2 separate regions of the Homo sapiens genome follow, and region 2 is linked to region 1. The links are chromatin loops, found by intact Hi-C in ENCODE. Cell type or tissue: IMR-90. All regions are shown on one strand.

What was found. Hi-C counts contacts between places; a loop is a spot of excess contacts. Peaks named below come from ENCODE experiments on the same cell type or tissue, not always from the same donor. Only the 100,000 strongest peaks of a DNase experiment are listed, where the experiment ranks them.
Region 2: it touches region 1 in a loop (7-fold over the local background); 19 of 110 quality-filtered maps call a loop at or near these places.

What each region holds. Positions count from the first base shown.
Region 1 is chr4:87,005,111-87,007,610 of GRCh38, forward strand. All of the region lies in intron 2 of AFF1 (ALF transcription elongation factor 1), which reads left to right. Among named protein-coding and RNA genes, the nearest start is that of AFF1, 71 kb to the left of the region's middle. RefSeq lists enhancers at 906-955, 1,326-1,475, 1,946-2,025 and a silencer at 1,706-1,815. In IMR-90, CTCF peaks have their summits at 1,546 and 1,978; DNase peaks (open chromatin) are centred at 1,511, 1,661 and 2,071; H3K4me3 peaks cover 1,801 bases; H3K27ac peaks cover 2,050 bases.
Region 2 is chr4:87,235,009-87,237,508 of GRCh38, forward strand. It overlaps a transcript of KLHL8 not described here. Among named protein-coding and RNA genes, the nearest start is that of KLHL8, 16 kb to the left of the region's middle. RefSeq lists enhancers at 705-814, 789-1,083 and a silencer at 905-1,004. In IMR-90, a CTCF peak has its summit at 973 (motif pointing left); DNase peaks (open chromatin) are centred at 203 and 973; H3K4me3 peaks cover 456 bases; H3K27ac peaks cover 165 bases.

The DNA of each region.
Region 1 (2,500 bases):
GATCAGAGATGCGTGCCACTATGCTCAGCTAATTTTTTGTGTTTTTGGTAGAAATGGGGTCTCACCATGTTGTCCAGGCTCTGGTATCAAACTCCTGAGCTTAAGCGATCTGCCTGCCTTAGCCTCCCAAAGTGCTGGGATTACAGGCGTGAGCCACTGCACCTGGCCTACCCATGTATGATTCTGTTATACCATTGGTCATTTCAAAACTAAGGCAGATCTTCTCATATAACTTTCATCACTGTCACTCTGATCTCATCAGGAAAGTCTTTAAGTATTGGCGAAGCTGGCAAGATTATGTGGCAGATGCAAAAAGTCTTCCAAAATGCTTGAAAGCTCAAATTTCATCATTGGCAATAAGTACTGTCAATTGTTTTCCTCAAAGAAACAGGCTCAACTTTGTTCATTTTTAATGTCTGCCAGATACCCAAGTCAGAATAACTACAGTTTGTGAATTGTTCTTTCAAGTAAAAATGGTAGTCCATGAAAAAAAAGCTAGCTCAGCTTGCAACTCAATTACACAAGTGCTTTTCTTCTAGACAGCCATTGTACTTAAGTGTGCAGTGGACTGCTTCCTGGGTACTTCCCATTTTATCACAAAGAACATCAAAAAGACCCATGCTCAAGGGTCAAGATTTAATGAACGTAATAATTCTGACTGCTTGCTTCATTAACGACAATCATAAAGGAAACGCTTAAAAAAAAATAACGTGTGGTAGTGAAGAATGCAGTGACTACTAGTTTCATTTGCTGTCACTGCTTTGGTTAGTGCGAAGGCGCCAGCAGTTTCCCCATAATTGCTTTTGCACCATCAGTGCAAATGTCAGCACAGTGAAAAGACAATGTCTTTGTGTTATTCTAAAAATAGTTCTGACCTCTGAGAGGGTCTTGGGGACTCCCAGGAATCTAGTAAACACACTTTGAGAACCCTTGATAGAGGTGCCTTGGGCCTCCCTCCCAGCATTGTCGTTTTAGTGCCAGGCATTAACATGTTTGTATTTCACGACGATTTAGTAATACAATCTGGACTATCTCTTTATGAGACGGGCAATGTTGTCATGATTCTAGGTAGAAGAACGGAGAGTCCACAGTGCAGGCAGTTATTCAGTATTCATCTAAGAGTCTTCAGCTCCTCCGGTGTGCTGGTCCCTATGAGATGCTGAAGCACAACCTCCCTCCATCCTTGCTCATCCAAGTATTTTCCTGCTTTTGAGGCACGGCTTAAACGCTTTCCATGGTCCTCTGAGTAGGAAGTGATTTCGTTTGTGCTTCGTATAGGACTTACTATATTGCATGCTCAAGTTTTTTGTTTGCTTCTTGTCAATCCCTTCATTGCTTAAGACCAAAATGAGGTACTATTTTTCCTGTAATCTACGTGTAGTCCAAAAAAGGCGGGCTGTTTTGTAAATATTTGTCTCTATGTAAGGAAATCAAAACTGAAAGCGGAGTAACACCAAGTATGCCCGTTTCTTGAGCTCAAGCACTGGAAGGATCAAAAGTAGCGAACGTGGTTTACTGCCGCGGTCTTGTTCCTGCTCACTGCCGCCTCTGGGGGCCCCATATTCAACAAATATTCAAATTGGAGCTGGAGTTCTGAGCGGCTGGGTACTGTGTATTCCAGCGGTGGGTGTCTGTACGTAGTTAGAACCTGGCAAGAGAGCACTCTCGAGGAGCCCGCAGGCGGGGCTCGGCCGGGGACCAGCAGGGCTTGTCGGCGCCCAGGCTCTGCCCCCTACCCGACCCTGCCTGCCGCTTGCCGCCTGCCTTTGGCTAGGGCCGCCGAGCGCCCTGCCCATTTAAGTAGGCGGGCCGTACCACCGCAACTTTCTTGACAGGGGGTATCCCGGCGGACTCGGACAACTTCAAGTGAGCCCAGAGGCAATTTCTTTTCCTTTCTAACTGTGGCCCGCGTTGTGCTGTTGCTGGGCAGGCGTTGGGCGCCGGCGGTCTTCGAGCGTGGGGGCCCGCTGGCTTTCCCTTCTCAGAAACTGCGCCGGGGGCGCTCGCTTGCCCCGGATTCGGACGCGGCGCTCCCCGGGCTCGTCTGAAGTGCAGATCGCCGCAGAGGCCCCAGTGCCCGGATGTCCATCAGGATTAGCGCGAGCCAATACGGGCCGAGCCCGGGGCTGCGCCGAGGACGCCCGGGGCTCGAGAGCAGGTAGTCCCGTAACATCGGGGCGCCGCGCCGGGACGCGTCCCCGCCCGGCTCCGCCAAATGGTGAGCGCGGCGCTGGCAGCAGGGCCCGCGGGGTGAAGGCGCTCATGGACGGAAGACCCCTGGCTCTATAAGCTGAATTATGGCAGCCCAGTCAAGGTAAGCCGTGCACCGGAGAAACTTTTCAAACGCGTTCGTGGCGAGGGGAGCTGAAGGTTGCGGGGGAGGGCAGGGTGCGGGGAAGGAGACGGACAGGAAGCAGCTTTGTCATTGCCTTCTCATCATTCCCGAGGCTGTGGCTTGACTAAATGTCAGATAAAAAGCAGTTTGGAGAACATGCTGGAC
Region 2 (2,500 bases), 230 kb after region 1:
CTAAAGTTTATAAAGTTTATAAAGTAAAATAATTACAGTAAGCTAGGGTTGGTTTATTACCAGAGAAAGAATAAATATTTGAATAAATAAATATATTTTATTTATAGTGTAGCCTGACTGTACAGTGTTTGTAAAGTCTACATAGTGTACAGTAATGTCCTAGGCCTTCACATTCACTCACCACTCACTCCCTGACTCACCCAGAGCAACTTCCAGTCCTGCATGCTCCATTGAGGGTAAGTGCCCTATACAAGTATCATTTTTTATCTTTTATACCGTATTTTTAGTGTACCTTTCCTACGTTTAGGTACACAAATACCACCGTATTCTAGTTGCCTACAGTATTCAGTCCAGTAACATGCCATGTGGGTTTGTAGCCTAGGAGCAGTAGGCTAGACCATATAGCCTAGGTGTGTAGTAGGCTATACCATCTAGGCTTGTATAAGCACATTCCCTGATGTTCACAAGACAAAGTGATGCATTTCTCAGAATCTTGTTAAGTAACACATGGCTGTATTTGAGGTGCCAAATGAAGAAAGTATAAAAATATCCCTTTGTCATCATTTGAGATGAATTGAATAAACTACACTTTGGGGGGCAGGGTGGAGAAAAAGCATAATTGTTATCATTTAATCGTCACCTAGCATGATCTCTATAGCTAATCAAGCATTGAAAATTATCCTCTATATTTCATATTTAAATATGACCTGCTGAATTGAATATGGAGAGGTGTGATAAAATGCAGAATATCTCTCAAACCCTATCAGCTCCTAATACAACCCGAGGGGTAAACAGGACCTTTCAATGACTTGGCACCAGAAGGATTAGGCCAAAACACAAGTCTTTGGGATGAGAGCGGAGAGGTTGCGGGCCGCGGGGCGGGTCGGTGGGGAGGAGGGTGCGGGGGAAGGGGGAATCGAAGGCGCCATTGGAAACGTTGTAAAATGCTTGGAGCGCCCTCTGCTGGAATATATTGGTAAAACAGCAGTAGTGACGAAGCGCTCTGCCTCCAAGTTGGTAGAAATAGAAACCAAAAAAAGCGAATGAAATGGCTCTTTCTTAAAGTAAGCCTTGACACGAGGTTCAAACAACAGTAGCCTTTCTTCTAGAGTTTTATGTAAGATTTGTCACTTTTCCTTCTACCTTAAAATATCTGCCTTATACCAGGAAAAAGTATGAATTTGATTTCTTTTTCCTTTTCCTTTTTTTTTTTTTTTTGAGACGGAGTCTCGCTCTGTAGCCCAGGCTGGAGTGCAGTGGGGCGATCTCGGCTCACCGCAACCTCCGCCTCCCAGGTTCAAGTGATTCTCCTGCCTCAGCCTCCTGAGTAGCTGGGACTACAGGGGCGCACCACCATGCCCGGCAAATTTTTGTATTTTTGGTAGAGACGGGATTTCACTATGTTGGCCACACTGGTCTTGAACTCCTGACCTTATGATCTGCCCGCCTCGGCCTTCCAAAGTGCTGAGATTGCAGGCGTGAGCCACTGTGCCGGCCTATGAATTTGATTTCTTAATAGACACCTTAAGGGAGGCAACCTCAAGGAAGGGCATAACATCACTTTAGAACACTAAGGACTGAAAATTTCATTACAGCCCAGACTTTTATTCATTGCGTACCTTTTGAAAAGTCATTTAATTTATCTGTACTGTGTCTTTTTTTTTTTTTTTTTTTTAGATGGAGTCTCACTCTGTCACCCAGGCTGGAGTGCAGTGACACAATCTCAGCTCACTGCAAACTCTACCTCCCGGGTTCAAGCGTTTCTCCTGCCTCAGCCTCCCAAGTAGCTGGGATTACAGGCGTGCACCACCAAGCCCGGCTAATTTTGTATTTTTAGTAGAGACGGGGTTTCTCTATGTTGGTCAGGCTGGTCTCGAACTCCTGACCTCAGGTGAGCCACTCGCTTCGGTCTCCCAAAGTGCTGAGATTACAGGCGCGAGCCACGGCACCTAGTCTGTATTGTGTCTAAAATGAAGATGACAATAACAATCTCAAACACTTTGACAGCGGGAAGTTTCACAACAGATGTGAAACAAAATTCCTAAGTGCCACATGTCCTTCCCATAGCTAAAAATCCCAGAACTGGCCAGCAGCCATGTTCCCAGATGAACACCGTATTGAGTCCCAGTCACTGTGTCAGGCCTGAGAATATGGTTCTCATCCTCCCAGAACTCCCAATCCAACTGTCTGCTGGGGAAGACACTATAATAATGCAAATAACAGCAATAAAACACGGAAAGAAGAATGTATTGGAAGATTATAAGGACACATACTTTTCTAGATAATCAGAGAAGTCTTCAAAGAAAAGCTGTATTTGAGCTGGGTCTTAAATAAATAATGAGATACTTGCCAATACAATGCATATTTTTTTCCTTAAAATTGTTTAACTGTTATCAGTAGAAACTAAAAACAAAACAAAACAAAATGTGTTTTTTCAACATAATAAATAACAGAAAATTAGCCTAGTTCTAGTTTATTTCACTGGAAGTCTTAACAAACA